Regions from separate parts of the Mus musculus genome. Here regions 1, 2 and 4 are each linked to region 3. Evidence: chromatin loops called from intact Hi-C (ENCODE). Cell type or tissue: heart. All regions are shown on one strand. Region 1 overlaps Fermt2 (fermitin family member 2). Region 2 overlaps Fermt2 (fermitin family member 2). Region 3 holds the start of Fermt2 (fermitin family member 2). Region 4 has its middle 5.3 kb from the start of Gm34250.

Region 1 (8,000 bases), 52 kb after region 3:
GAAAAAGCTAGATGACCAGTCTGAAGACGAAGCGCTTGAGCTGGAAGGACCTCTTATCATGCCTGGATCAGGTGAGAACTAGACTCAACAAAGGCAGAGCGTGAGGCTCCTAAACTGTGTCTTCTGTTAAGGGTATGGGCTCAGAGAGGTCAGGAGAGTGGTCCAGCCCCCTCAGCCTCTCTCCTCAGTCACAGAGCTGAGATCCTGCCTGTCATCATATCTCATGTTACTGATGGGGTCAATGAAAAAGGAGCCTGGTTCTTTGATCACAGAGTCTAAAAAAGATACTCTACAGTTGGACTCAGTTATTTAGTTTGCAGAAATTGAAAGCTTTTTTATAGGTAGAATGTGAAAAAAAAAATACTCTTTTGTTGTTACATTAGTACCTAAAACCTTATTTAGTTTCTTAAGACCTTTCTGTGCTCTGCATGTCTTGGTCCCTCTGCATCCCTACCTTTTTCTTCAGGAGTCCTCCCTTTGAGAAGTGTCCTCATATTCCCACTCATCCCTCCCCAAGCTGAACTAGGTATTCTCCTATCTTACGGCTTTCTGTGTTGAGTGAGTTGTATGCTGTAATAATTGTGCATTCCCTGCACAAAGGGAGTCCCTCACCCTCTTTGCTTTAAGCGAAAACCCACTCTGTTTGGCATACATCAGGCAGGTAGGTGATTCTCATCACTGGAAGACTAAATGGGTTAATGGTTCTTTAGTCCTGGACACATCAACATCACGGTTGCCACATTTCCATTGACCACCATTACTTGAGAGCCTTCCCTGCTGCAGATATCTGGACTTGGCTTTGATGTAATTCATTCCTGGCCACTTAAATTATGTCCTGGTGGAGATGAAAGCCAACTCTACTGAGGCACAGAGCTATGCGTTGTCCATAGCTGTGTGATGCAGTTTGGAAACTGGATTCTCATCCCAGCCTTTGAGGTAGCTGGGTAATGACCCACGTTTTAAGGAGGATGGAACTAAGGGGCACAAGAAAGTTAGAAAGGGCTTGTACTGTTAATATTCTGCATTGGCTGGATTCTGAGAAATACAAACAAGACATTTAAAGGAGTTAAACATAGATGCTAAATGAGTTAGAAAACGTGCTAGGAATTCAGAGGCCAATATTACTCATCTCAGGGTATATTCGGTTTTATGGGTTGAGGAATTTCGTTTGTGAATTGTTTGTTTGATTTTTTTGAGACAGCGTCTCTCTATGTAGACCAAGCTATCCTTGAACTCACAGAGACCTACCTGCCTCTCCCTCCTGAGTGCGGGGATTAAAGATGTGGCAGAGGTCAGAATTTTATTGTAAATAGAATGGCAGCAAAGATCATCCTGATAAAATACATTCCTCTTCCATGTGGCTGTGCCTCCATCCTGTGATGGAGGGAGGGAGTTTCTGAGTTCTGTCGGCTACCCTAGGGAGTTATGAAGACAGTTGCAGGAGCTCTAATGGGTAGCCAGGATTAGAAGCCCAGGTGAGCACATGGACAGGCCCTGGCCCTAGAAGTCACCCAGTGTTAACAGATAACAGTGGAAGATCTCTTCCAGAGAAAAGAAGGGATACTTTAGGGCCAGATAATGTCTTCAAAACATATATATATATATATATACACACATGCACACACACGCATGCACACACACGCACATATTCCTTTTTTTCCCACTTTTTTTTATGTAGGGCTAAAAGTATATGTTTAGTGTGTGTCTGCTGGCCAGAGTTCCGAATCCTTTTATATAAGTGTATGTGGGGGGAGGAGTGCATGTGTGTATAGTGCCTGAAGATGCCAAAACACTGGGTCAGATCTCCAGGGTCTGGAGTTACTAGTTGGTGGTTGTGACCCACCCAGCCTGGTGCTGGGAACCAAACTGGGGTCCTCTGAGAACAGTGATAAGATTACTCTTTTAAGCGCTAGGACAAGGCCAGTTGCCAGAGTCGATGCTCACACCTCTGCTCTGCTCACACCTGTGCCCTTGCGCTCTTTGGTAGTTACTGCTCCTTCCTTACTTCAGCGAGTTGGTTCTGGGTTTCAGTTGAGTGGAGCCTTGGTGTAGCTTGGGCTGGAGCTCGCTGTGTACGCCATTCTGACCTCACATACCGCAGTGGTGACACTCAGTCCTCCCTCCTCTGCCTGTAGGCCTGAGCCACCATATCCACTAGGTTTTCTTCTTTGTGTGGGGACAGAGATCACGGTCCACTGTAGTTTAGAATTTATGCTGTTCTCCTCCCCTGCCTAATACTGGTGAATTCCTTTTCACCCAGACTATAGCTGATCTTTATTTCTGGACCGTGCATCATTCTTTAGTCCTTTCCTCAGGCTTGGCCTTTCCAGCAGCTCTGAGTGTCCTAAGGACACCACTGGACAGCTTTACAAGAGACTTTTTAAAATACTTTTTTTTAATTTTGAGATTTATCTTTTTTTTTTTTTTTTTTTTTTTTTTTGGTTTTTTCGAGACAGGGTTTCTCTGTATAGCCCTGGCTGTCCTGGAACTCTGTAGACCAGGCTGGCCTAGAACTCAGAAATCTGCCTGCCTCTGCCTCCCGAGAGCTGGGATTAAAGGCATGCGCCACCACGCCCGGCTGAGATTTATCTTTTATGTGTGGGTGTTTTGCCTGCATGCATGTTTGTGCATACTGTGTGTGAGGTGCTCACGGAGGTCAGAGGAGGTCAGAACCCCTAGATTGGTGTTACAGACAGCTGTGAGCTGCCATGTGGATGCTGGGACTCTACCTGGGTCGCCTGGAAGATCAGTTGGACCCATCTAGCCATCTGCAGTTCCTTTACATCTTTTTAAGAAGGGAAAACCAGGGTTGTGTTGAAAGGTTGCAGCTGTCAAGGGCTACGTTCCTTGACAAGGCAGCTTGTTTTCTGAACAGGACATGCAGAGCCAGTGTGTAACTCGACTCGGTTCTGAGTAATAGTAGCATGAGAAACTCAGGCTGAGTCAGTTGCCTGGGATCAGACACTGTAAAGGAGACAGACGTGAGCTCTGTCAGGTCTGTCCCGAAAGCTAAAGCTCTGACCATGTGGCCACATGCCCCAACCCACTACTGAGGACACAAAAGCCAGAATCTAGCTTTGACTGATTTAAAAAAAAAAAACTTTGATTACAATAAAGAAAAAAACTTCAGTTCCTTAAGGACTCTTTATACCTCGCAGTGTGTGTGTAGTGATCAGCACAGTGTGTGGCCATCCACATTAGAAGCTGCAGCACGGAAGATCTTGTCAGCCTTGAGTACTGGAAGCTGGGAAGCTGAGTGAGCTTTGTAGCCCAGAAACCAATGGTGACTATCAGTGTGCACAGGAAATCCAAGACACAGAAGTGGCTGGAAGTGTCTTCTGAGTCTGAGAGGCACAAGAATAAGCTGTTTATGTAGACATTAGCTGGGGAGGAAGCATTGGGTGAGCTGTCATGGTTTATTATCTAGGCTCTTTTTCTAATAATGACTGTCAGAAGGGCTGGCTGAGCCGTGGTCATTCAGATTGATGTCCCCTTTTAGAACATGCTCTGGTTCTGTAGAAAAATTGGTAGCAAACGAGTCATAAAGAATCTATACAGGCTCTTCCTCTGCATAGCTGTCTAATTTGTAGTGGCAAGAATGTAGCTGTGTATTCTCAATGCAAACAAAGTCATTTTTATTACAGTTATGTGTGCATTTGTGTGTGTGTATAACCTGTATCTGTCAGGTTCCACTCTGCCTGGCCAACAGATATACACATACACTATAAATTCTAACGACTACATCGCTGTCCTTGGCATGAATTCACTATTGCCAGAGTTGGCCTCAGACTCTGGACGGTTCTCCTGTCTTAGAGTCCCCACAGCTGGGGTCAACAGCTATGCACTACCACACAGACTAAAAGCAGTTTTTCAAAGAAAGAACACTTTTACAGTCTAGTGGTTAATTTTCAAAGAAACTTATTATCAGTTTGTTATATAAGTGGAAATGATCTCATTAGAAACTTTTCCTGGGGAAAAAAATCAGAAGGCATCTAGAAAAAAGAAAATCTGGGTTCTACACTAACATTGAATATAGTCAGCATTCTATTTACTAGGAAGATTATTTATGTAGGATGCAATTTTTTCCTATCTGGATCTTGACTATTTTAAGTATCAAAATGCTATTAAACCTATTCTTTAAAAAACTAAAAAAGTATATATTAAGATATTAAATATTCAAATACTAAAGGTTGAAATTTTCTTCAATTTATTTTTTCCAATTAAAGTGAGATTTATGAGAGAGAGAAAGAGAGAGAGAGAAAGATTTCTTCAGTAATATGTTCTAATGAGCTTCATATTTTCTATTACAGAAGTCAGATACTGAATATAATTTCATTATAACAAAGTCAAATAATACAGAAAATAAGCTAGGCTAGTAGTAAAAGTTACTTTTAAACTTATTCTTTGGCTATTCCCTTTCAAGTGCCAGCCATTTCTTTATTTTCTTTCTTTGCAATGTTTGTTATATAAACACAGGCAAATAGGAAAACAAGATAGTTAGTGTTAGCCTTTGAGCTGGACCTGAAGGAATTTGAACTATGCACACCCTCTGACCCTGCGGTGCAACCAGAATTGGGAAATCAGTACAAGAACTATTTACTGAGGCTTCCCTTATCGTGGCACCAAGATTCTAAGCAGTCAGACGCACAAGGCTTGGGAATGGTTTGAGTTGCAGGACGTGAAGGTTGTGTGCAGGCGACCAAGATGGGCTGGTTCCTGGCATGGCTCCACAGCTGCTAGCTCACGACTGTGACCAAGGCCTTCAGCCTCGGGGCTACAGCTTGTTCTCTAGGGAGAAAATAAATTCGTTGGGACACTAAATGAGTTGTCATCCTAGAGCATCCATAAGACAAATTGAAACTGGTATGTAAAATGCAAACTCCAGGAAATTGAAAGCGCAGAGGCCTTGGGCGGGCTCTACTAACATACTTTCTGTATGGGAAACTCCGTAAAGAGTGGTCAGTTTTAGTTTTACTAGGTTCTAAATAATTCTAGTATATTATTTTAGTGGGAAGAAGGTCAATATTTTGACTTTCGTGAAAGGTGTATTTAACAGTTCTTTTAAATAAACAGGTTTCTGCCTAGACGTTAATATTTCCCGTACTGTATTTCTGTGTACTCCTTAGCAGAGTTACTCTCTGCCCAGGTGAGCTGGGGCAGTGGCTCCTGCCTTTGGTGAGTATGGACACATGATTTGAAGTTTGAAAATGATTCCCTAGTGAACAGTACCTCAGGGCTGTGTCCCAGTGTCTGCTTTCAAGGTGGAGGGGAATTCAGGCCTCCTCCCCGTCTCAGCGCTCAGATGGACAGGTTGTTTGAGCACAACACAGAGCACAGGGATACCAGGGCAGATACAGGTGGCTGACAAGATCCGCTTACGTTCAGTGAAAGTCCTTCCATTTCACTGTGACTTCTTAGGTTATCGCTTCTGTGCTCACGGGGTGGGAGGAAGGAGGATTCCTAAGCATGGCCTCCAGTTAGATGACTGGCGGAGAGTGAACAGTTACTATTCTCTCCACGTCCAGTAACCGTGTAACAGCAATTGCACATTTTCTTTTTTAAAATCATGATTATAGCCAAGTTTGAGCCCAGCCTGGACCATGGTATGAGACCCTGTCTGGGGGGGGGGGGGGAACACAGGACAGGACCAAATATAACAGAGTTAAGGCAGATGTTTTTACTCGATGTCTTTGGTCGCCTTAATTATGTTATTCAAGTCAAAGAACATTTACCACTAGCTAATGTGTCTTCTTTATGTGACCTCTACTGTAGCTGTTACTGAGGGTCCTGAGATCAGTGAGGGGATGCCTCTGCCTTTATTAGGTCAGCTGTACATAAACCAAATCAGGGTATGCTTGATTAGAGCATAGCTTCATTTTGCAGTGGACAAAGTGATGGATTTATGTTGAAGCTCCTGAGGTTGTTGACTCGGCTACTTACGAGTCACAACTGGGGCAAGTCTGTTTTCCTTTTTCCCGTTTCTTTTCATTCTTATGTCTTCTAGTGTTGCCTTTCCTTTGCCTTCTGAATTCCTTTCTTTCCTTTCCTATAGGCACCGATGTTCTTTACATTGGCCCTCTGAAAGGTGAGCCTCACCACAATTACACACACAGTGTGTCGGTCTGCGCGCTTCAGCCATAGCCCTAGTTCCTTCAAACTGGCTTTTTCCTCAGAGTTTCTGCCAACTTAATTACACTCTCACGGCTTTGGTACTGTGTGCTCTAATGTACGAGCAGAGTTCTTTTGTGTTTTGAGGCAGGTAAATAATGGACTAAAGCTTTCCTTCCAGATTGAAGCTTGTGGCTCAGTGTGCTTCCTACCGTAGTGTGTGTCCTGACTGCACTAAGATTCTGACCCGCTCCTGACAGCCATCTCTTCTCACTTACTAGGAAGCATATATTCAAGCCCGGGACTTTATAGTAAAACAATGACCCCTACTTACGACGCTCATGATGGAAGCCCTTTGTCACCAACTTCTGCCTGGTTTGGTGACAGTGCCCTGTCAGAAGGCAATCCTGGGATACTTGCTGTCAGTCAGCCAGTAACATCACCAGAAATACTGGCAAAAATGTTCAAGCCTCAAGCTCTTCTTGATAAAGCAAAAACCAACCAAGGGTAAGTTTTGGGTTTTTTGAGACAGGGTGTCTCTTTAGACACCAGGCTGGTTCCAAAGTCAGAGAGAACTGCCTGACTCTGCCTCCTAAGCCCTGGGATTAATTTAAAAAGGCATGCACCAGCAGGCCTGGCCGTGGGTAAGTTTAACTTACACCGTGGGGGATTTGGCGAGCTCGTCTGCAGTGTTCAGTGCTGTTCCTGCTTTGTCCCAGGTGGCTAGATTCCTCAAGATCTCTCATGGAGCAAGATGTGAAGGAGAACGAGGCCTTGCTGCTCCGATTCAAGTACTACAGCTTTTTTGATTTGAATCCAAAGGTACCAAGGACTTAAAGGGCTCTTTCTACTTCTGTTCCTCTTCTCATCTGAGTGTTAAGAAACTATAGCACGTTTTGAATAATACTAAAAAAACTAGACCTTTAGGCAAAGGTATTTGTATTCTGAGTAAATCTGGTATTTTCCTAGGTTGAGACCATTTTTAGACATTTTCTTCTCTTTTGTTAAGGTAATTATATTTTCTTTGTGTGTTTCAAAGGTACTGGTCACTTTAAAAAATTTTATCATCTGCGAGTATGTTGTAAGGCATAGAATAATTTTCTGGGAATAGATAAATGGCTGAGCAGTTAAAAGCACTGCTCTTCAGAGGACCTGGGTTCAATTCCCAGCACCCACATGGCAGCTCACAACTGTCTGTGACTCTTGTTCCAGGGCATCCAATACCTTTACATAAACATACATGTAGGCAAAGCACCATTGTATGTAAGTATTTTTTTAAGATTAAAAAAATACTTTTCTGAAAGATCACTTTTTGTAATTTTTTTTGATGTTTTGTTTTTGTTTGTTTTTTTGTTTGTTTTTTTTGGGGGGGGGTTGGGGTTTTTTTGACTGGCTGATTAGTTGGTTGGTTTTGGGTTTTGGTTTGTTTTTTGAGACAGGGTAGCCCTGGCTATCCTGTGAACTCTATATATAGACAAAGCTGGCTTCAAACTCACAGAGATCTACCCACCTCTCCCTCCCTAGTGCTGGGATTAAAGGTGTGCACCAAGCCTGCTTTGTATTGTCTTACCACCTGCATGGTTATCCTACCTAACAAACTAATAATTTCTGTGACTGGTAAGTCTGCTTTAACTCTTTGCTTTTCTGCTGCAATTTAACTTTGCTCTAAAAATCTGTTTCTCCCCAAGACCAGATGGCATGGAGGTTTGGATTCTTTGGGGAGAGAGGCACTTGGCTCATTGCTTTGTCTTATTATGTCTGAATTATACTCTAGCTAGTACAGCCTTCCTAATGCTTCAATCCTATAATACCATTCCTCACGTTGTGATGACCCCAAACCATAAAATTATTTTTGTTGTTGCTTTGTAACTAATTTTGCTACTGTTATGAAT
Region 2 (8,000 bases), 66 kb after region 3:
GAGACAAAGATGCAGTGCCCACTGCCCACTGTCCTGTGCTGTGCAACTGTTGCAGCATAATATCACAGCTCACAGTGTACAGCACTTACAACAGCAAGATTTCCAAATGCCACTGTCCCCACCCTCTTCCTTTTCCACACCTTGCATCTACCTGTACCCTCACTAGGTCACCTTCTGTGTGTGGCACTGGAGTGGCGTGTTTGTGTCAGGATTAGACTCCCCTTCCCTGCGTTCACACTGAGGACGTAGGATGCTTGGGCTTCAGCAGCAGTAATGCTGCGGACGGACGCCACTGCCTCTGCAGGCTGTTGGTGCACATGGACCTTTGCAAACTTTAAGTGAGAAGTGGGGGCCGTGGGGGCTGTGGGCTCTCCACCCTCTCGCTGACTGGTGTGGTGGAATAGACTGAGAAGGGAGAGCACACCAGCAGCCTGGACCAGGAAGAAAACGGCCAAAGGGAGATGACTTCAGCCTGTGAAATTGGCCTTGTGTTTTTCAACACTTGAGACATGTAACTGCTAAAGCATAGCGCTGGCAACGTTACTTCAGAGTAGTTATTGTCTCCATTCTGTTGACTTACAGGCCGAAGAAGCTGACTTTAAAGGGGTACAAGCAGTACTGGTGCACTTTCAAAGACACGTCCATCTCCTGCTACAAGAGCCGAGAAGAGTCCAGTGGTACACCTGCTCATCAGCTGAACCTCAGAGGTAGGGGGCCCTCGTGACCTCTGGAACTCTGTCAGTGAATGTCCTTCAGTAAATGTCACTTGCCAGCACCTGCCTGGCACTTTCTTTACACCTTTCAGGTTTTTAAAGGTTTTTGGTTCTCCAGTTTGGTATTGAATCGCGTGTGGATATTTTGTTACATTCTGTGGGCCGACTGGAGCTGAAGTATTTTTGTCACTTTTTTAATCTTGAGCATTAAGCACATTAGAGTGCCCTCATTTCCAGCCTCCTGGTTATCACGTGTGCATTTCTGGTTTCTCCTTTGGTCGTTAGCTTCCTGCTTGCTCTTTGCCTCTGATCATAGGCTGGTTCTGGTCAGCCTGCTTAACCTCACTTTCCACAGCCACAGCCTCTTTAGGGATGAGGGCCCGATCTCCCTCTTCCTCATCCAGGTGTTTTTGGAGGTGGGGTTGTTGTTGTTGTGGCCCTGGTTGTCCTGGACTAGGCTGGCCTCAAACTCTCAGAGATCCACCTGCCTCTGACTCCCTAGTGCTGGAATTAAAGGTGTGCACCACCACTAACCACCGACCCCCCATCCACTCTTTTTTTTTTTTTTTTTTTTTGGTTTTTCGAGACAGGGTTTCTCTGTGTAGCCCTGGCTATCCTGGAACTCACTGTAGACCAGGCTGGCCTTGGACTCAGAAATTTGCCTGCCTCTGCCTCCCGAGTGCTGGGATTACAGGCATGCGCCACCACGCCCGGCCCCATCCACTTTTTTATCCTTACTTTGTGCTCTCCCCTAGGCAAGCACAGGATGTCTCTGTTAGGCTCCTAGCTGCCATCTTGAGTCTCCCTTCCCTTGTCAGAGCTGGCTGAGATGTAGGTCCTGGAGCTGAAGGGGCGTGCCCCCTTACAGAGCACCTGCAGCCTGAGCCACACCTTGGTACCCGCTCAGCTGTTAGCTCTGCTTTTTTACTTAATATTTTTAAAAGCTTTATCTCGTTTTTAAGTGTGCTTGTATGTGTGCATATGTTTGTATGTCTGTCTGTCTGTCTGTCTGTCTGTCTGTCTGTCTGTCTGTCTGTGTGTGTGTGTGTACAGGTAAGAGGGTATCAGATCCACTGGAGCTAAAATAAGAGGTGGCTGTAACTGAGCTCCTGCTGAGCTCCGCCTCCTCCAGCCCCTAGCTCAGTCTGTTCATTCTGGCCTATGGATGCAGCTACAGGTTCATTTGCCGACTTGGTGGCCTCTGTCACTTCTTCCCTTCTTGCTCCTGATGGCTGCACAGGCTCGGGTAGAAGGACACTTACTTCTCCATCTGGGGACTGGGTGGCACTCAGTGGTAGTGTGTGAGACCCTGAGTGCAGTTCCCAGTACCCTGCAGTGATGGTTTAGAAAAGGCCATGGGGGAGGAGGTGGTGAGAATGCCATGGGGTAAATGGGGTCCGACTCGAGATGCAGAGAGGGATCCTAATAGAACTCACGGGAAAGTGTGCGCTGCAGTGCGCTCTAGGCCCTGGTTCCCCTTGCACACACAGTAAGTGGGCCTGTGGAGCAGAGACAGGCGCTGGTAGAAACTCCCCAGTGGGTGCAGTTGGGCAGAAATGGGGATAAGGTGATTGGAACATAAAACAGGGTTTAGGGAGAGAGAAGCTTGGATGTGGGGAATGGATGAGGAGACCTGTGCTACAGGTGCTAATGTGATGGTTGCTTGCATGGTAAATGTAACCACTCAGCGTGGTTGGTTCTGATACGACAAGAGAAAACTCCCTGGTTCAGTTCTTGATATTTTTTAAGGACTGTTGACAGAACTTATGTATCCTCACACATTTATTTTAACTTCACCACATCACTTCTCCCTTATTTGAAAAGTTCCACAAAAGGCCTTATAAGGTGACTATATGTAGTATTTTTCCTAGAAAGACTAGGACTCTACCTAAAGTGCCCTTTCTTTCTTTCTTTTAATGGTTTAAACACTTCCCTGGAGGTAGAGCTGAGTCCAGGTCTGCATTTCCCAATCCTTGCTCTGCGCCCACTTGAGTGCCAAAGCTGGAGTAAGCCCCCTTCCACCGAATAGGGGTGTTCTTAAAATGGGCACAGTTCAGCAGAGTCAGACCTCAGAGAATGAAGCTACTGTGTGGGCTCAGGATTTCTTTTATGCATTTCTGTAATTAAATTTATTTTTCTAGGATGTGAAGTTACTCCGGATGTAAACATTTCAGGCCAGAAATTTAACATAAAACTCCTAATTCCGGTAGCAGAGGGCATGAATGAGATCTGGCTTCGCTGTGATAACGTAAGTTTTCCAATTAACACATAAACCTTACCTTTCTGACTCCTAAGTGTGTTGGCCCGCTGACCCTACATTCTGTACCTGGGTCCTAGACACCGTGTGCCTTCATCTCTCAGTCTGAAACAGTTTTGCTTTCCACAGGAGAAGCAGTACGCGCACTGGATGGCAGCTTGCAGGTTAGCCTCCAAAGGCAAGACCATGGCAGACAGTTCTTACAACCTGGAAGTTCAGAACATTCTTTCCTTCCTGAAAATGCAGCATCTGAACCCAGACCCCCAGCTGATCCCTGACCAGATCACAACCGACGTCAACCCCGAGTGTCTGGTGTCCCCGCGGTACCTGAAGAAGTATAAGAGCAAACAGGTACTTCATCCTGCCTAACCTGCTGGGTGTCGCTTTGTGCTCCTGCTTTAAACGCTGCTCCTCCTGTTAAATGGAAGCTAGCACCAGCTTGGGTAGAATATAAAACAGGAAATAGGGGAGGCGGAGGTCAGCTTAAACTGGTTGTTAGATCGTCTGTAAAGTTAATAGATAAAGCCAGGTTGTTGCTCAGCACAAGGAAATGATTTTCCCTGTGGAAACAGGCGAAAAGCCCAGTCACACATTCAGGTCCTGCCAGAGGGCCTCGTTCTTGGGTTTGCTGAGGAAGATTTTCCACCTTTAGAAATAAACTGTCATGTGGTAGAGATCCTTTACCCCACGTCACTGTCTTAACCGGAGTCAAACCTAATAGAACCTTACCCAGGGTTACAACGTCTTATCAATTTTAACTTAAAATTCACTGCCTTTGTCCACTCTTTAGAACTCCTGTCCTGGAAATTAATACCATAAAAGGTTTGCTATTTGGGCAAATGGCTCTTTGATGCATCACAAAAGGTCCTTTGCGGGGAATTTGACTTGAGAGCCCCCAGGATTCCCTTCCCTGAACAGCACTCCATAAAAGGAAGGATTCAGATTAGGGGGGGGGGGGCAGGGAATGCTTCTAAAATAAATAAATCATTTTTACTGAGTTTAGTTTTTATCTTTCAGAAATAATTTTAAAACATTAAAGGTCCAAACAGAACATTTCCTTCCTTAGATTTTAAACATAACTTTATTAAATGAGTCTGAAACGGTTTCGCTTTGCACAGAAATGTTCAGAACTTTAATCAGAACTTGTCTGTCTGTGCGGTTCAGAGGCCGCTGCGTCAGAGAAGGGACATTGTTTATCCCCCAGTCATAGGCTGTGGGAGTGTGTGCTGAGGAATGGCGGAAGTGCTGCCCCGGGGAGCCCTGTGGAATGCAGCTGAGTTAGGAAGGAAGGACGCACTGACTCCTCACTCAGGGAAGAACTGTGTTCAAAGAGACGGAGTTTCTAAAAATGAACTCCTGCCTTCAGATGGCCTCTGACCTTGGCAGTTTGATTGTTTCCATAGATGTCGGGCATCCAAGATGATAGCTTTCTGTCTTTGAGTTGTAGACAAAAATGTGACCTGGACTCTTCTGTTTGGTGACAGGAGCAGTGTGTGGCCTGTGGTTACGGCCCCTGCGCTCCTCTCAGGAGTCTCTGAGGCTGGGTCTTCACATTGCTGCCCTGTAGCATGAGATTCCCAGGCACGAAGTTCACTGCAGGTGACCCTTGCCAGGGCACAGGACAGTCAGCATAGCTTACGTAGTCTGTGAATATTCGCTAAACTTCCCAGGGTTAGTTTGAGTAAGAATGAGCTTTTAACTATAAATAAAAGAATTGCACTGTAGTCCCTCACTGAAAAGACATCATGCTTGTGTGGCCTTAGCTCCCAGGGCCCTGGATGGCAACCTTTTGTTTCTCCTTCCAGGAAAAAGGATGCAAAAAGCAGATGGTAATTGAAGGCCTGCTGCCTTTGTGCAAATAGAGGACCAGTGTGGCCAGCAAGCTCACAGGCAGCCCTCAGCTCTCTCTGAGGAGAGTGCGTGTGTCCTGTCATCTGACTAAATCGGAAAAGGCTACATAGGCTTTTGACTAGTAACTGTTATTTCGCTACTAAAATACTTAGCTTTACCCTCACTGTAAGACACGTGAGGGAGAAGGAGGGGTTTGCCCTTTGCATTGTCTTCTGTGAGCTTCTGTCTTTAATCTGAGTGACACTTGCTGCAGTGTGGCGCCTCTGCTGTAGCCACATAGACAGCGATGGCCGCTTGCTGTCCCCATTCTCATCCTTCCTTGCGTTTCATTTTCACCTGAGTGCCCTTTCTTTCTGCATGGTTTTCTGCTGGAATTTGGGGTTGCAGGTACCATAGCCTTTTCTTTGCTTCATTGCCATTTCCTGATCGCCTCTTTTTTTTTCCCCCCTTTCTGCTTCCTTTTTCTTTCCTCGCATTGCCATCTACAGCCAGGCTGTGTAAGAGATTTGGTAAGTTCTCTATATGTACAGAGGGAAGGAAAGTAGACACTGAGCAGCCGTAGTCCTAGCCATCTGTCCCCCACCATGGGGGATTCACCCTAAAGCAAGTACTGGTAAATGCAACCAGAGCGGTCCTGTTTGGTTGCCATGGAAACGTGATGCTCTGCCTCCTGGTGTTCTGGTTTGCACTGCAGAACTCCAGCCGGCACCTCTGTAGCCATCTGGATGTGTTACTGTGCCATTCATTGCCCACCAGGATCTCTCGGTCCTGGCAGCTCTACACTAGAATCCCAATAATGCCTTGTGTGTGGTACATAAAAACTGAAATTAACATTGGTGCTTTGTTGGGATTCCCAAATGAAGCATTAGATAATTTTTAATTCCAATTCAGCATAATGCTATGGTTGCACATCATTTTTTAATTTTTTTAATAAAAGATAATAATGTCTGGTTATTTAATGAAACATTTAAAATTCTGTTTAGATAACAGCACGGATCTTGGAGGCCCATCAAAATGTAGCCCAGATGAGCCTGATTGAAGCCAAGATGAGATTCATTCAAGCCTGGCAGTCTCTGCCTGAGTTCGGCATCACACACTTCATTGCGAGGTCAGTGCGCTGCTGTGGTCTGTGTGTTCAGTTTGTCCGCCTCGTTGGCTTAGATCTTCACCATTGAAGGCAGGGCTGCTTAGACTACACTAACCTCTTCTACACCAAAACTTAATGCTATTATTATGTCTTATAATAGTTGCATTGTTTTTAGGGTTAGAGAAAATCCCTTCCCCCGTTCTGAGTGGTGTTTCTTCAATATTACAGGTTTCAAGGCGGCAAGAGAGAAGAACTTATTGGAATTGCATACAACAGGTTGATTCGGATGGACGCCAGCACAGGTGACGCCATCAAAACCTGGCGGTTCAGCAACATGAAGCAGTGGAATGTCAACTGGGAGATCAAGATGGTGAGCTAGCACGAACGCCCCTCAGGTGTCACTCAGTGCAGATAGCCTGAGGGCGTAGTTCAGGGTCTGGGTTTGATCCCCAGGACTAAGACAAAAGGTAGATTTTGAAGATTGGATTTTGTGACATGATTTGGTTGTGGTATTTGGCACCCCATTAACTGCTAAGGCTGCTTAGGTTATCAGGCTAGTGAAGTTTAGTGTCTGCTCTCTCCTCTCATACTGGGTGGAGCAGACGGCATTTCCTGATGAAGAAAGACAGCCTTCCTTCTGCCAAGGCTGTCCGAGTAGCTCTGTTCCCATGCTAGAATCTTCAAGTAAGCTTTTAAAGGCCACCATTGGATAGCCAAGCTGTAAGACCCTATCCCCATCCCAGTGAGACCCTGCATAGGGTAGTCTATTTACAGATAATCAGAGTAGAGATGGCTCCAAAGCTGAGAGCTGTTGTTACTCCTCCAGAGAACTAAGGTTCATGTTAGCACCCACAGGCATGGAGGTTCACAACCTCCTGCAACTCTTATTTCCTGGGAATCTGATACTCTCATCTGGCCTTGCAGACATACATGCAGACACAACACATGTACTCGTAAAATACATACATACATATGTATGTATATATATATGTGTGTGTATGTGTGTGTGTGTATGTATACATATATATACAGAGAGAGAGAGAGAGAGAGAGAGAGAGAGAGAGAGAGAGAGAGAGAGAGAGAATAGCCTGGGCTACAAAATACAGAAGACTCTCTAAAAATATGGATAGTAAAAAATAATCTTTAAAGTGCAGACCATGTGGTTGGTTACTCATTTCTCACTTGAACTTACCATCCATACTTAAGGATATCTTTCTGTAACAGCTTCTCGAAACAGCAGTCAGAGGTTATGTCCTGTGCCTCCTCTATGGGGTCAGACATGACACTAGACGTTTGCACTTACACTGGCCTCTATGCCTCACCTCAGCCTTCTAAAGCAGGCAGGTTGCCTGGACTTCACAAATGAGGACGCTCCCACTTAGAAGCCTAAGGGCTGCTTAGTGTCCACGCCCACACACTTGATGACTGCCGCAGCAGGGTCTGTAAAACCTGGTGCGCATCCCACTATGTAGCTTGGTGCCCTTTTCTTTGTTACATTGTGATCATATAAAACCGGCTCACTGGCAGGCGATTTTGCTTGGCATATATTGGATACACTGTATTCAGCTGCTATCAGAAATACACATCGGGGGCTGGTGAGATGGCTCAGTGGGTAAGAGTACCCGACTGCTCTTCCAAAGGTCCGGAGTTCAAATCCCAGCAACCACATGGTGGCTCACAACCATCCGTAACGAAATCTGACGCCCTCTTCTGGTGTGTCTGAAGACAGCTACAGTGTACTTACATATAATAAATAAATAAATCTTTAAAAAAAAAAAGAAATACACATCGTTCTGAAATATTTAAGCTTGATACCTAAAGACTACATATTGAAGCGAATGTTAAATAAGACTCAAGAAGTAAGTTTTCTCCCAGGACCTAAAGAGGGCCATTCTCATTAATTGCATCACTAGAGACCACTCGGGACCTTAACGACGTAAACGCCTTGAGAACTTGCAAACGAAAGGGATGTGGGGATGATACACTTTTCTTACTGTTTAGACCTATGACATCACTGACATGATGGCTGTTCCCACGTCCCTGCGGGGTGGAGTACCATAACTTAAAGTCCGGAAGCTTCCGGGGAACTGAC
Region 3 (8,000 bases):
CAATGACAACTATGCTGTTAGAAGTGTGTGTGAACCTTGGGTATTCCTGTCAAAGTTCAAACTGGTGCTCAAACACTCAAACTCTTCTTTCTTTCTTTTTTGGTTTTCGATTTTCAGAGACAGGATTTCTCCACGTAGCCCTTACTGTCTGGAACTCACTCTGTAGTCCAGGCTGGCCTCAAACTCAAAGACTTGCCTGCCATGATTACCTTAAAAAAATTAAAAACAACAACAACCCCCCACCCCCACCCCTGAAAACAGTAAATGCAAGGACTGCATGTTTCTTGGCATGGTTACCTCAGAGTCTTTCGTTTGTTCTGTTTTGAAAGCTTAAATATTTGGTCTTTCATGTCCCCCTTACCCCTCTCCCCACCTCCTCTCCCACCTCACAGAGACTAGACACTTATAACAAAACAGTGGCCGTGGAACCTTCTTCTCACCCTACTTTTCTGGATTTCTGCCTCCTTGGTAGTGTTCATCCCTGGCAATCTGCTTACCTGGTATTCCACAGAAATAATTCATTGTATTTCATCTTGCTGACTTCATTTAAAATTCAAGCCCCATCTTACATATTCATGCTTGAAACCTCTTTCCTTTAAACCCCATGATTGTGGTTTGTATTCATCTTTTAAAATAACTTTTAAAGCACACCATAAGTAGGTCCAGAGAAAGAGCTGAAGTCAACCTGAGGATTCCCAAGCCCAGGGCTGGATCTGGTGACAGATCTGTGAGGTATCATTTGGTCTAAATCTAAGCCTACTGCTTGGTACCTTATTTGGATATTGCTTTCAAAGCCTGAGCTGTTCTTCCAAACACTGGAGTTCTCGGCTCCTTTTCGGCATGATGTAAGTCCCACAAGTATTGAGTTGTCTTAGAGGTTCTAGCGGGGGTTCAGATAAGAGCCTGCATTTAAATACATTAGAAAATATTAGGTAGAAGCAAATATTTAACAAATGCACTTGAAGATCTCACTTGATGAACTAGAAGGAGGAAAATATCCTGGTTTCAAAGGTTTGAGTTTTGGCTCCTCTTTAATCTTCAAAGCAGCAACAGCTTGAAATACTCAAAGCCAAGGCCTGAAAGAACAGGCTGCACCCACCCTAATTATTCTTCCAAAGGTATTTAACCAAGGGTCTCTGCCTCCCGGTGCTCAATACCACTCAAACATCCTACTGGCTTTTTAAGGCAGCATAAAGTCCCTTGCAAAACTATAATTTAAGTAGGGCAGTTATTTACAATATTAAAACCCCTCCCACCAATAATTGTAGGGAACATTTACTGAAGTAGATTAAAGAAACACGGTTGCCCGAGTGGCAGACGCTATAGTGGTTGTTCAGAAAGTAGCTCACTTGGAAATAGCTAGAATGTGGAAGCTGGGGCTTAAGAGGCTATGAACCACCACACTTGGCTTCAACAAGTTTGTCTGAGGAAAAGGAATATTCAGAACGGATATTTTTGGTGCTAAGGCATGTTAGAGAAACTCTGGGCTTACTGGAACACATGCGCAGGTCATTAGGAATAAGTCTGGGCCTCATTCCTCATTTCATTTCAAGTATTTACCCCACCCTTCTAAGACTCAAACACATACACATCGTTTTCTTGTTTTGAGCCACTTTTAACGCCTGCTACCTCCTAGCTTATGCCTCCTTTTATATTGCCACAGATCTTTTGGAGATAAGGTGAGGGAAAAAACAGATGAGGTGAATAACAGACGTGTAAATTTTCATGAAATCTCTTTAATAAAGAGATTTCTCCATTGGGATAGACCCCTGATTCTTTGATATTTGTTTTTAATTGGTACCAGTATATTTTCTATAGCTTTTGTACCAACCTATTTGTAAATGTATACATAACATAAATGTATAGTTAACTTTGGGGATGCTAACACACACACACACACACACACACACACGGGAAAAAAGTGACAATCCAGCTCACGAATCTGGTAGCTGCTGTGGCCAGTCTGTCCACCGCACAGAGACGGATTATGGCAGGGAATGCAATTCTTAGTGGTGCCAGAAAAGTCCAGGATGTGGCAGGTTTGAGTTAGTTAGAAAAAGAAAGACTAAAACCAACCAATCAAAAGAAAACCTCTCTTGACCACATCACCCAATAACTAACATTTGGGGAATTTCCTTCTAGTCTTTTTTCAATCTAAATATTTAAAAATGGGTGTGTTCTTTCTTTCTTTCTTTCTTTCTTAATTTTTTTTTTTTTTCTTTTTCAAGACAGGGTTTCTCTATATAGCCCTGGCTGTCCTGGAACTCACTTTGTAGACCAGGCTGGCCTCGAACTCTGAAATCCGCCTGCCTCTGCCTACTGAGTGCTGGGATTAAAGGCGGGTGCCACCACGCCCGGCTATGAGTGCGTTCTTGATTTTACAGAGGCACGTACAGTTTTCTACAGATTTTTGTTTGCTTGCCTTTTTGAGACAGAGTCTCTCTAATAGCCCAGGCTGTCGTGGAACTAACTAGGTAGGACAGGCTGGCCTTGAACTCAGAAAGACCTGCCTGCCTCTGCCTCCTGGGCGCTAGGATTAAAGACATGCTCCACTATGCCTGGTCTGTACAGATTTTTTTTAACCCAAGCAACTAATTCTCTACATTATTAAAAATATTCTCCTATGTATTTTCCAACAACATAATTTCATCAACACTGTTTCCACCCTGAACAACATTGCTTCTAAGTAAACCACCCACAACGTCTCAGAGTAGAAATAACTGGAGAGAGGCAAGCTTGGAGAAGTGCATCAGTTTCTCCATGATGACTGGCTAGTGTTAGCAGAGTGGTTTCCCTTTTTTTTTTTTTTCCACTCCCAAACCTCTGGCATTTGACTCGAGTTTTCCTGCTTTCACTCCCTTACGGGTGTCCACCCCTTTCTGCAGGCTGTGCTTTTTTCTTTTGCTGTTGTGTTGATGAACAAAGGGTTATTTGCGCGGTAGGCTCCCCTTTGAAGTGTCTAGGGCAGTTCACGAAGTCCAAGACACTTTTTAAAAACCAAGATCCTTTACAGTATCTTATCGGACTCTCCTGGACTTAAATAAATTGCTAGAAGAGGCAACCCCTGGCTTGCTGATTCTGAACAGTTCCCTTCAACAGAGTGTAATAGTTAATGGGAACGTGGAAGTGGGCCTTCGGGGACCTTTCTTCGTCACTAGTCAAAGTCTTTAACAGCTCAACATCAGTTCAAAACTACTTAAATGTCTTGGAAGTGTGTGGGAGGGTAAGGAAGAGAATGTGCGTGCATTCAAAATACTGAGTCCTCTAAGTTGCGGAGGAAAAGTCCCAAGTACGCGCCAACAGTTGGCGTGGGTGGAGAAGGGGTCTCGGGGAAACCACTGCCCTCCTGGGGTGGGGTGGGGAGGTCCCCCTTTTCCAGCCGGAGCGCATGAGCCAAGCTTTTGCGTCTGGCAGGCACTTGGGTTCCAGGGGTTAATAATGCTCGCCGACTCTCATGAGTCCAGCAGGAGCCGCAGATTGGTGCGGAACCCTGCTTGCCAGGCAACTTTTGTGGCTCACCGCCCCTCTGTGTCCTTTCTCCTACTTTTGTGGGATGTTCAAGGCAGACATCGTAAAGTTTCTGCATCCCAACTTCTCTTCCTAGCTCCCCGGCGCGGTGCCTTCGCGCCCGGGTTCCCCGCACACGTCCCGGGGCCTGGGAACTTCCCGAGGCAGCTTCTCACGCATGAACCCCGGGGACCCCGCTGCAGGCGCCGCCTCAGCCCCGCGAGCCCCCGCCCCCCACCCCAGCTCCGCAGCCGAGAGCCCGGATGTTGGATTCCATCCCTGCGCCTGGTCCTTCATTTCCATAAAAGGGCAGCGCTCCGCAGGGCCGAGATTGCGGCCGCCGCCTCCCCCCGCAGCGCTCCCCCGAGGCGCGCACCGCCCCGGCCCCACCAGAGCGCGCGCCGCCTCCTCTCCCCCGCGGGAGCGCGGTCAGAGAAGAGCCAGAGAGGAGGGGGCGGAGGCCGGCTGCGGGCGGTGCTGCGGGGCGGGGGCCGGGGCGGGGAGAGGGGGTGGGGCGGGGGCCGCGGTGCCGGGACTCCATTAGCAGCGGCGCGAGGCTTCGCTTTCCTCCCGAGCAGCGACGCGGGTGCCGCCAGCCTCGCCTGTTGCCTCGGGAGCCCGGCGGGAGGAGCGCGGTGAGGGGCGCAGCGGAGGACGGGGCGCGGGGAGGACGCCGCGGGAGGAGCGGAGCGCGCGCCGGCGCGGCGCGGTCTCCCCGGCCGGGTGGGGAGGCGCGGGGCGGTCCGGGCGCAGCGGCGGCGGCGGCAGGTGAAGGCGCCCAAGTCCGCTAGGCGGGCGCGGCGGGCGGAGGCCACGGTCTGGGTGCCGAGTCGCCCGCGCTCGCGCCCTTGGTTGTGCGCGCGTAGCCGCAGCTCCTCCGCCTTCTCCCTCGCAGCGGCCGGCGCCGCGGACTCGGTGGGGTTTGTCTTCCTTTGGGGGAGTGACGCTGACGAGAGCCATTTCCTCCGCGCTCGCAGGAAGGGAGCCATGGCTCTGGACGGGATAAGGATGCCAGATGGCTGCTACGCGGACGGGACGTGGGAACTGAGCGTCCATGTCACGGACCTGAACCGTGATGTCACTCTGAGAGTGACCGGGGAGGTGCACATCGGAGGGGTGATGCTGAAGTTGGTGGAAAAACTCGGTGAGTAGCACCCCGATGCCTCCAATAAAGACTTCCCAGAATGAGAGGAGGGGGTGGGGAGGGAAGACGGCGGGGGGAGGGGTAGAATTGGGAGATCCTAGCTCCTGGCGTGTGCTGCGCTTAAAATGCGAAATTTGTTAACGTTAGGGCGCATAGACGTGCTCCCCTCTGCGTCCTGCTTGTTATTTTGATTTTTACATAAGGTAGTGAGTGATTCGAACCTACCAAATGCTTAACTGCGGATTCCCGGGACGACTTGTTGAAAGTAACGAGGAGAGAGAGTATGCAGGTGAAAGTTGTGAATGTGGTATTACGGGTCTGTAGGTGTTCCCACCTCTTATCCTCATGGAACCTGGATGTTGATGGTGGTGTTTATTGGGGAGAGTGTACAGTCAGCCCGGTCTGGAGAATGTGCACTGGTGTTGGTCGGTATGAAGTTTCAGTAGCTGTACTACGTGATGGAGTGCCCTGAAATGTTCCACTCGTCCGCTCTTGCGAGGGGTGGGGCAGTGCTTGACAAACTTGGTATCTGTATTCTGAGTTGGAAGTAAGCTATCAGGAGCATTAAGAAGCCAACGAAAGAACTTATTTTTTATTTTTTGTTTTTTTTTTGTGTGTGTGTGTGTGTGTTTTGTTTTTTTAAAGCAGACACTAAACTGAGTTGAAGATGACAGTATTTGAGTGCACATAGATACTGCATTGATTCGGACTTGATTGTAAGGAAGGGCTATCACCCAGGATATTCGAGAAAACTGCACTCCACATTTTGTGATAAGGCAAACCATTTTTCACCTGGCAGATTGACCAGACTAGATAAGATGGGTGATTTTATCCGGAGAGCGTTTATCAGAGCAGCAGCTTTCTGGCCTGTAAAATGCTTGCTGCTTTGTATAATGAAGTGATAAGGTGTTTTGTGTGGGGATGTCTTTTGTGGCAGGGTTAGTTGGTTTTAATCAGCATTCATGTCTCAGGCCATCCTGGAAAAGTAATGAATATTCGTTTCTCAGAAAAAGTATTTCTTACCAAAGGGGAGGGGGAACTGCATATTTACCATATAACGTAAATGAAATAGAAGTTTGATATAATTTGGGAATTAGACTGAATTCATTTATTAGGTGACTCTGCTTTATGCCCCTGGAGGGAACTTTATTGTTGGAGGACTAAAGAGGAGTTAATTGCAGGGGGCCCTTCTTAGTACTGTCCATTGATTGACTCCCAGAGATAGCCCAAGAACGAGCCCCCAAGGGGCCCTTTAAGAATTCAGTTTTGCTGCTTTAATCAAGTAACTGTCAGTTTACGTTTGGTTTTTTGTTTGTTTGTTTGTTTTTTGAGTCAAGTAAATCACTGTTTGCAAAATATTTACCAACCTTTTTTGAACAGTTCCACTTGAGGATGAAAACTATCCCATATGGTTCCTGTTTGACAAGGAAACAGTCATTTGTATCAGATTGTCTTATGCGTGATAAGTGGACCTTATTAATACATTATAGCTTTTCCTTATTTTAGTTAGTTTTTGGTTTTGTTATCTCAAGCAAGAGTCTCACTCTGTAGCTCTGGCTGGCCTTGAACTTGCTATGTAGACCAGACTCACAGAGATCTGCCTGCTCTGTCTCTTGAGTTCTGGGATTAAACGGGTGTCTTCCTCATGGCCAGCTCTTCAGAGTAATTTTTTTTTTTAAGCAGTGCAATAAAAGATCTGTCAAGGGTGACTTAGACAAGTTGGGATTCTAAAAAACAAAACAAAACAAAACAAAACAAAACCAAGCTTTAATGAATAAATAATGATTTCTACTGTATTTACATCACTGATTGACTGTTATGAAATCACAATTATAAATAGAATTGTTGGGGGTGAGCTGTTTGTAGACAGGATTGATGTTATTTTTGAGTAACTATCTTACCAATGCTGATGCTGGTTAATTACATAGAACAGTGGGGGCAGGAATGGCTTTGCACCTGGGAATTCTGTACCTGTCTTTGGTGGCACCAGTCCTCTTGAGTTTTAAGTCCCAAATGGAGGAGGCATTTTTCAGCAAACTTCTGACAAGTACACAGAGTGGGGTACCATTTAAAATGTCCACAGCTCAGACCAGTCAAATTAGAAAGGAATTTTGTAGTTTTTCAGGTTTGTCTTAACATTGGGATGGGCTGCCTTCTAAAGCCCTGCGTGTTGTCATCAGCAAAGGGATTAAAGGGCACTTGTCAATAGTGGCCGACTAGATCAAAGCAGCCTACAGGGGTAAGAGGTGGAGGTTGGTTTAGGGTTGAGATGGGACAGTGTCTGGTTTCTTCAGAGTGAACAGCAGTAGTGGGCATGTAGCTGGCCACGGAGCAGTTAGTAACACTATACTGCAGGCAGTTTTCACTTGTATGTTCAGGTGCCCACTGTCTATAGAATAACCGTTTCAACTTCACTGGAGGGTATATGATTAGCAAAGGCCTTATGATTCAAAGCTGTCTTTACCTACAGCATCCACAGCACCCTGGGATTCCCTAGAGTTTAATAGATCCCAGGTTGACCCCCCCTACCCCCACCCCCATGCATGTGGAAGCTCTGGAATGAGGGTACTTTTGCTGTGCTTGGGTTCTCAAAGATGCAGGTGAGCAGAAAAGGGGGCAGCCATTGTGTACAGTAGGTTTTATTGTACAGCCACAGTGTTCCTCCTAGAACAAACGAAGTCAGAAGCGTTAATGATGCCTGCTTGTCGTATGTCAGCAGTACCTTTGTATTTTGTTGAAGTCTTTTATAAAGAACATTTGCATTTCAGGGACTGTTATTAAAACCTGATTCTCAGATTTATTACTTTAATTCCAACATCTGAAAAGTCTCTTACATCTTAGTGTGGAGCACATTTGTCATTCTGCTTTAGGCCTGTAAAAGAAAACAAGAAATATATGCTGTGAAGGCGATATGGGCTTTAGGGACTTACAGCTTGATGAAACAAACTTATGATTGGCCCTGTGTAGGCTGATCATAGACGGTCTCTTTGCTGTACACCTCGGTGTATGTGAAAAATGGTTTTCTCCTCCTTCTTTAAAAGCCATATGGAGCACTTCAAACAGGGGCTTTACATTTACTGCAATCTTTTTTATTAAAAGTAAAATGTTAGTGGCCAGCTGTGGTGGCGCACACCTTTAATCCCAGCATTCAGGAGGCAGAGACAGGTGGATCTCTGAGTTTGAGGCCAGCCTGGTCTACAGAGTGAACTCCAGGATAACCAAGGCTATAGAGAGAAACCCTGCCTCAAAAAAAAAAAAAAAAAAAATTTAAATGTGCATAGTTTAAAGTGTTTCTTTAAATTGTGTATAAATGGTACTGTTATATAAGGATAATTTCATACAAGTATAT
Region 4 (8,000 bases), 78 kb after region 3:
TGAGACCATTATTTCATGAGATCTAATTATAGTCTCCTGTGGCTTTGCTGCTCAGGCATTATCCACAATACTGCCCCGGGAACTGGACCAGGCTCAATGTTAATTACATTTATGATTACAAACAGCACAGTGAGCCAAACAACTTTGAAGCCATGTCTGAATCAATGTGGCAAATGCATGATAGGAAAACATTCTGAGCACAGAATTCTAATGTCCGGCTTTCTAAAATCGAGTGAAAACACAGACTCCGAATCCTACTGGTAGCTACACAGCCTCTCAGCTTTTTGCCTAGTTACAGACTCAGTGCTCAGAACACTTGGAAGAGTCAAAATGCTCCTGAGAAATAACAAGCAGCCGAGGGAATCAGCTTTGCCAAATAGGACAGTGGGTGAGAGGAGTGTGAACAAAGCAGAAAACACGAGCATGAGAATCCCAGAATAACCCCGCCCAGCTTGTATCGGAACTTTAAAGTTTCAAACACAGAAAGTGTGGGGTCGTGGTGCACACCTGGCATGCCTTGGACCCTAGCACACAGAGGCCAGCCTGGTTGACAATAGTGAGTTCCAAGGCTACATAGTGAGAGCCTGCCTCAAAAAACAAACAAACATCCCACAAACAGCACGACATTGGCAGAGATGATGGAAACACTGCAGTCAAAAGAGACTGGAACCAAGGGTGTAGGGACAGCTACTTGTTTCTGAGATCATCACAAAAGAGTTCCCCAAAGAGCTTGGGCCACAGCCTCGTCTAGCTATGCAGTCATCGAAATCAATTCCAGGTGGACCAAGGACTGAAGTTGGAAAAATGCTCCTGTGATCCGAGTTAAAGAATCCTGGCCTATGTGTCCTACGTGTCACTGTCTGTGAGACAACACAGTGCAGGAAGTATTGAGTGGACAGCAAATCAAAGCTGGAAGAGGAGAGCATTGACTGGAGAGGCCGGAAGATGCCAAGCTTATACAAAGCCAAGCCTTTTCTCAAATCAATCAACAGAGCAGAAAATGTGGAGAAGGTATTTGCATCATATAATTGGCTGGACAAGAGAACCGAGACTATAAACAGATGTGCACACCTGTCTGTGCTCACACAGGCCAATCCAGAGGAAATGCACAAACCCTTAAGGTACTCATTTCACAAGGGAGGAAAGGAAGCCTGAAGTGAAAAGCTGTCCATCTGCACAGGATTCTGGAAAATGGGCGCTTTGTATGTGAAGTGCAGAGGACAGAACCAACCCAGAGGTCCTCGTGTATTAGACACATGCTCTGCTGCTGAGCTACATCCCAGCCACCAATTTTAAAGTAGTCTCTTGCCTGTGGTACTAGTAAAATGGTTAAGATCTGACAGAGTAAAGCGTTACTGGGGTAACAGGATGTTTATCGGTGCAATTATAAACTATAGCGTCCCCAGAAACGGTTGTTGCCATCCTGTGCATTTTAGGCCCTCTCAATTCCACCGTGGATGTGGAGAAACTTAAGTGTGTCCTCGTGCCCACCAGGAAACAGGTTCTAGGGCATGCAGGGCCCTGTGGTGGCACAGGTCTGTAATCCCATCTGCTCAAGAAGCTAAAGCAGGAGAATCACAATGAGCAAATTAGTTAGACCTCGGGGCAAAAAGTCAAAAGGGCTGGGAAACCTGTATGTAATTCTGGCACCAGGGAGGGAGGGAGCAGGATCTGAAGTGTTCAAGACCAGCCTGTGTTAGTGAGTTCAAGGCTAGTCAGTGTGAGCTACCCAGGAGCCTTCCCCACTTCCCGCACCACGTCCCACCGCAGAGTCCTGTGGGCAATATCTAGCACTGAACTAAAAATGATTAAAAAAAAAAAAAAAAAAAGACAGCTCACTACCTAAAGCAGCAAAGACTTGTAAACAAACACACGGAACAGTAGAATGAAGAATGACAGGTTCCACCTTGCAGAAAATACAACTCGCTTTTAAACATGGAGGGCTTGAAACAGTGAAAAATGGCAAATATTTGTCATTGTAGTGGGCAGGCTGTGCTTTGAAATTTTTATTATTATTGAGGAGGCAGGAGCAAGCACATGAAGCTCCTCCTCCCCCTCCTCCTCCCCCTCCTCCCTTACCTGGATTTCAGGATCTAACTGAGGCTGTTAGGCTCATGTGGCAAGCACTTCACCCTACTACACCATTTGGACAACCTCCAAACTACTGAGAGACCATTTTGGGTGCTAATGTCCCATGTGTAACAGTGGTACTAAGTCACTGAAGGCCAGGGGGAGGGAGTGGTCTCAGCAGCAGCCACACTGCTCCTGGATACCTGGTCCCCAATTCTGGCCTCTGCTGCCAAGAGAATCTTTAATTGGTGGGGCTAGCAGGCTTCGGTGGTTTAAGAACAGGGCAAATGAGCCCGGGGCCAGGGCTTCAGTTCTTCAAGGTCCAGTTGACCTTGCTCTGTTTCATACTCAGGATATACCGAGACCCCACGTAAGTCACAGACCCAACTGGGCCAGCAACAGCACAGCCAGCTCCACTGGGAAAGCAAATGCCAAGCTTGCCTCAGCATACAACTGGGCTTGGGAAAACCAGCACAAACCTGCTGGAGCCACATAGCTGAGAAATCCCAGACAGGGCCTGACATCTTCTCCTGGAGCCTCTTACACAGACTGGAGGATAGCAGCCACACTGTGAAGTGCAAATGTCTCCTCTCAGAGCTTGAAACTGCAACTAGATTCCCTGCTTGCTTGCTGTATGGTAAATGGGGCCCATGCCAGCAGCCTGACCTCTTTCACATGCCCCAAATTCTCCCTGAGAAGATGTTTAGAAAGGAAACTGGACAGATGTCTCCTTTCATCTTCACTATTGAAGACACAGTGGTGGAACGGAGACATTTTAAGTGTGTTGTGTTTGGTTTTTTTGTTTAGGCAAACAACATGGGTCTAACAGCCTTTCCTCTAACCCTTAGGAACTGCTTCGGGTCAAATCATGTTGATCTCTGAACAAAAACAATTTCTAAACCTAGGAAGTGTGTTTAGAACCCCTTTGATATCTGGAGCAACTGGGGCAAAAAAACTGAGTCCCAGCAAAGCTTGAGGGTATGGCCTGTGGCAGTAGGTTAGGCTGCCCTGATTTCTGAATGGGGAGAGACAAAACAATGAACTGTTTGCTACCTAGTTAATTGGGTGCTATCTCTAAGGAAGGTCAGGGGTCGACAAAGAAGCCAGTCAGCTCTTTTGGTTCCCATAGAGTTCATTCTCCCAAAGATCTCTGCATTCAGACCCAAGTGTGTCACTGCCGCCAGAGATGGAGGAAGAAACAAGGAGATTTTGTTGATAAATCTTGGGGTGTGCGTGCAGTAGGAGAAGCGGGGAAGCCTGTAGGGCTCCAAAAGAGAAGGTTGCACGCTACGACGCCCTTGACAGCCCCACAGCCGTTAATAACTAACTGCAGCCAGGACAGGAGTGATAAGTGCTCACGAGGCATAGCCCTGGGAAAGCCATGTGACCAAGGGGACACCAAGGGCCCAAGGGAAGCCATGCGGGGGTGGGAGGTGGGGGTGGAGACCAGATGGCAGGAAATAAGAAAATCCAAAGCCCAGGAAATTCTCCCAGGAAAGGGAGAATCTCAAGAAATAACCCTCAAAACCTCAATGAAGGGCTGAGAAAGGAAAAAGAAAGAGAAAAAATTACGGGGAATAATGAGGTCTGTCGAATTATTGAAACAAGGCTAAATTTAGTTGTTTTTGAAGTACAGATGGGAAAACCAGGTTTCCTGGGAGTAGAGCCATTAAAAAAAATCGTCCTGGAGAAGCGAGGCCAATCAGTGATATCCACGTAAGCATCAGGTCTATAGCCCAAGTCAACTTAAATGCCCGGAGTTTTCAGAGGCAGTGGAGGGACATGGAAGAAAACAGCCAGAAAGGCTTTATGACTGAGATACAGGAGCCCAGAGCAAAGGCTTCTATGAGCAAGATGCTGCAGAGGACCAGTGGGAAAGCCAGCTTGCATTTTCAAAGATGCTGTCCACTGAGTCTGAGGGACATGACACTCAGAGCACATCCGGTGAGAGGGCAGAGGGGAAGGAATCACAGCCTGCAGGGAGACAGAGCATCGTGGGAATCTCCCAACAGGAGGAGGGTGTGGGGACCTTAGACCCGGAGCAGCTGTGCCTGTGTGTCCTTTTGCTTAGGGAAACTTCTGAAGTGACTGAGAAAGACCACTGCTGTAAATAAGCCTTCGAAGTCAGCTCTTTCTAGCACATTCCTCTCCCCCTTGCCCACCCCTGCTCCCAAGTTATCTATCCCTGGTTAGTTAATAATGATGCCTACAGCCTGGGCTGGGCAGAAGAGGGGACAGAGTGAAGGTTCTCTGCCTTGGGGTCGCAGGCAGGCAGGATCCAGGAAGAGGAGAGAGGAGGAAAGGAAGAAGTCGCCATGGGGTAGGTGGATGGTGAGGGCTGGCCTATCAGAGCAGGAGTGGCCCAGGCAGAACATGGCAAGTGATATCTCGGAGTTATTGACAGGGGAGTAGACAAAATAGTATAGAGTGTTGATATCTGCCCAACTTTAATGATACATGGCTTATTATAAATCTAAAAGTTGTTAAGCCAGGCAGTGGTGGCGCACACCTTTAATCCCAGCACTTGTGAGGCAGTGGCAAGTGGATTTCTGAGTTCGAGGCCAGCCTGGTCTACAGAGTGAGTTCCAGGACAGCCAGGGCTACAGTGAGAAACCCTGTCTCAAAAAAAATAAAATAAAATAAAAGGTGTTTGTGCCTTTTATTTAGAAACTATATGGTCAAAGTGTGGTAAAAAAAAAAAAAAAAGCCCCAAAATAATATTTACCACAACACATCTCTAAAGAACCCAAACTAGGAAAAAGAGCTCTTGTCACCAGACAGATCTGTTCTCATGACTTCTCAGGAGTCCGACACTGACCACAACTATGAGGTGTACCCCCAAAAAGCATTACTAGCAATTCAGAGTAGCTCATCTGGGAAAGTAGACCACAGGGCCACACAAGGCCAGACCCTCAGGAAGCCAGGCATGCAGAAGTGGCTCGGCACAGACTTCTGGAGGAAGGGAGGGCAGGATCCAGATACAAAGAAAAGGGTTAGCTTGAAGAATGCATGCACGTGACTTGCTTGTAACATCAGCAGAGCTGGGGCTATAGGTTATCTGCCAAGCACTGAGCATGTGCAAGGCCTGGGGCCTGATCCCTGGGGCCAGCTGGGGCCAAAGTGCTCAGGGGAAACAGCATTCAGGCCAGAGGAGTGTGAACAGAGCCTTCAGACTTGAAGGGTTTGGTTTGGTTTGGTTTGGTTTGGTTTGGTTTGGTTTGTTTCTGTTAGCCAATAGGAATTTTTTTTCTTTCTGTTATTTTTAATTCAAAAATCTTAGTCTTCCCCTCCCTGCTGCCTTTTTGAAATCAGGGAACTGTGCCCATTTACATAATGAACAGGTCAGACCTTGTTGTAGACAGGTGCTTCCAACAGAAAATGTAAATTCAAAATAAAAAATCAAACAAGGAAAAAACAACAACAGCAACAAAAAGTAAGGACCATTGGGTTATCCTGTTACGTGTTTTATGCAAAAAGGCCTTCTCACTGGGGGATGGTGAGGCATATGTGCACACCTTTAATCCCAGGCACCCTGGACGCAGAGGCAGGTGGATCTCTGAGGTCAGTGCCAGCCTGGCCAGGGCAGCCAGGGCTACACAGAGAAACCCTGTCTTGAAACGAAACAACAACAACAACAGAAGGCATTCTCATCAGGCATTTACTCTCAGCTAAAGTCTCAAATAGGAGCCCACTACAATTTTTCTAATTTCTTCTCTGATAAAGTGTCCACAAGACTCTCTCACACCCATCTCCACGCATCAGAAAGCTGTGCTTTAATTAAGCAAAAGAATTGTTTTAAGATAATTTTTTAAAGTATCTTTTTGTTGTTGTTTTTTGAGACAGGGTTTCTCTGTGTAGTCCTGGCTGTCCTGGAACTCACTCTGTAGACCAGGCTGGCCTCAAACTCAGAAATCTGCTTGCCTTGCATCCCAAGTGCTGGGATTAGAGGTGTGTGCCACCACTGCCTGGCTAAAAGTATCTTTAAAATATTTAATTTTTTAAAAATTTAAGTCAATTTTTTGGTTTTTAAGAGCGGTGGAGAGTTAGCCTAGGCTGGCTCTCAGGGATCAGTTATTTCTACATCCTGTCAAGAAAAGGCATCACTTGGGGCTGGAGAGATGGCTTAGTGGTTAAGAGCACTGACTGCTCTTCCAGAGGTCCAGAGTTCAAGTCCCAGCAACCACACGGTGGCTCACAACCATCCATAGTGATGCCCTCTGGTGTGTCTCAAGACAGCTACAGTGTACTTACATATAATAATAAATAAATCTTAAAAAAAAAAAAAAGAAGAAGAAGAAGCTGGGCAGTGGTGGCACACACCTTTAATCTCAGCACTCGGAAGGCAGAGGCAGGTGGATTGCTGAGTTCGAGGCCAGCCTGGTCTACAGAGTAAGTTCCAGGACAGCCAGGGATATACAGAGAAGCACCAGACCACAAAAGGAGTTCCAGGTGACCTCACCACCTAAGGAAAGACAGAGGTAAGCTCCTCATGTCCTCTGCATTGTATCTATAACTTTCTTTCCTCAAAAAGCTGGAAAAGGTGTCTGTGGGCCTCACCTGCTGTTTCCCCACTCCTGGGCCACCTGAGCCACTTGTGCTGATGCTCAGCTTGATTTTATCTTCCTGGCTTTGTGACATGGAGGACGAACATCTCATCCCTTCTAAGAGGTCTGGCGTTAGGGGGTGACAGACACGCTGTTTTAATGTGTCCACGTGCAGTGTTGGGTTACTAATGTGAAGTTGTCAGTCTTTGATATTTTAGCCACCCTAATGGGAGGTGTGAAGTGACTCTAATTTGTGTCTCTCTGAAGAGAGAGGATTCTGGGAATCATTTCAGGAGCTTGCTGACTGCCTGTGTGCCTTTCCTTGCGAAGTGACTCACATTTCTGCCCATTCTTGAGAAACTTAGCTCTATTATTGAATTTGCTCTCCAGTGGAAGGAAGGGATTTCTCCATTTGGGAAACGAACCCTGTATTAAGTATGTGTCCATAGCTTCTTTCAGACTGTGGATAGCTTGTTTTTCTTAAAGGAGTTTCTGATAACTAGAAATACTTAATTTTAATTTTTTAAATTTTATTTATTTATTTATTTATTTATTTATTTATTTATTTATTTATTTATTTATTTATTTTTGGTTTTTCGAGACAGGGTTTCTCTGTGTAGCCCTGGCTGTCCTGGAACTCACTCTGAAGATCAGGCTGGCTTTGAACTCAGAAATCTGCCTGCCTCTGCCTCCCAAGTGCTGGGTTTAAAGGCATGTGCACCACTACCTGGCAAAATACTTATTTCTTTTTAATTTATTTTATGTATATGAGTACACTGGAGCTGTCTTCAGACACACCAGAAGAGGGCATCAGATCCCATTACAGATGGTTGTGAGCCACCACGTGGTGGCTGGGAATTGAACTCAGGACCTCTGGAAGAGCACTCAGTGTTCTTAACCACTGAGCCATCTCTCCAGCCTGAAATACTTCATTTTAAAGGTGTATGGTTTATAACCTTTTCTTTTGAGAGTATTATTCTCTACTGGAAATCAGCTGCCTCACTTCAGTTCATGAGAGAGGTCTCTTGTGTCCTCTCTAAAGCTTTGAGGCTTCCCAGTCCAACATCCAGACATGATGGTGCTATCCCAGCTCTGGAGGCTGAAGCCGGATTGTGAGTCTGACACCATCCTGGGCTACATAGCAAGACCCTGTCTCAAAAGAGGAAAAAAAAAAGTTTTATTTCTCTCATTTTAAAGTGTAAGTCCTATTTTAATCTTTGGGAATGATCTAAGGAGTTTGTCAAATGTGTTGTTCTGTTTTGAGGTGGGTATTGTTGATGTTGTTATTTTGACCTATTAGCTTACCTAGCCAGACTAGCCTCTACTCTCAATGTAACCAAGAAAGAACCTTAGCTTCTAATCCTGCTGCCTCTACCTCCCAAGCTC

Evidence for each region. Hi-C counts contacts between places; a loop is a spot of excess contacts. Peaks named below come from ENCODE experiments on the same cell type or tissue, not always from the same donor. Only the 100,000 strongest peaks of a DNase experiment are listed, where the experiment ranks them.
Region 1: it touches region 3 in a loop (2.4-fold over the local background); 13 of 42 quality-filtered maps call a loop at or near these places.
Region 2: a loop joins it to region 3, with 2.8 times the contacts of the local background. A loop is called at or near these places in 15 of 42 quality-filtered maps.
Region 4: a loop joins it to region 3, with 2.9 times the contacts of the local background. A loop is called at or near these places in 13 of 42 quality-filtered maps.

What each region holds. Positions count from the first base shown.
Region 1 is chr14:45,474,503-45,482,502 of GRCm38, reverse strand. Fermt2 (fermitin family member 2) reads left to right here. Exons shown (of 15, transcript NM_146054.3): 4 at 1-71; 5 at 6,390-6,615; 6 at 6,828-6,930. Among named protein-coding and RNA genes, the nearest start is that of Gm34250, 31 kb to the right of the region's middle. In heart, no CTCF peak of the experiment used is centred here; DNase peaks (open chromatin) are centred at 2,812 and 4,652; H3K27ac peaks cover 763 bases.
Region 2 is chr14:45,460,045-45,468,044 of GRCm38, reverse strand. Fermt2 (fermitin family member 2) reads left to right here. Exons shown (of 15, transcript NM_146054.3): 10 at 583-707; 11 at 2,855-2,961; 12 at 3,100-3,321; 13 at 5,805-5,929; 14 at 6,137-6,278. Among named protein-coding and RNA genes, the nearest start is that of Gm34250, 17 kb to the right of the region's middle. In heart, no CTCF peak of the experiment used is centred here; a DNase peak (open chromatin) is centred at 4,204; H3K4me3 peaks cover 594 bases; H3K27ac peaks cover 2,256 bases.
Region 3 is chr14:45,526,076-45,534,075 of GRCm38, reverse strand. It overlaps Fermt2 (fermitin family member 2), which reads left to right and starts at 4,011. Exons shown (of 15, transcript NM_146054.3): 1 at 4,011-4,142; 2 at 4,485-4,651. The coding sequence starts at 4,495. Gm46452 (a long non-coding RNA gene) reads right to left here and starts at 3,854. Exons shown (of 3, transcript XR_001781252.2): 1 at 3,520-3,854; 2 at 771-903. In heart, a CTCF peak has its summit at 4,406; DNase peaks (open chromatin) are centred at 3,855, 4,475 and 5,025; H3K4me3 peaks cover 4,403 bases; H3K27ac peaks cover 3,154 bases.
Region 4 is chr14:45,448,403-45,456,402 of GRCm38, reverse strand. No RefSeq gene overlaps it. Among named protein-coding and RNA genes, the nearest start is that of Gm34250, 5.3 kb to the right of the region's middle. In heart, no CTCF peak of the experiment used is centred here; DNase peaks (open chromatin) are centred at 532, 3,442, 4,042 and 5,142; H3K27ac peaks cover 5,417 bases.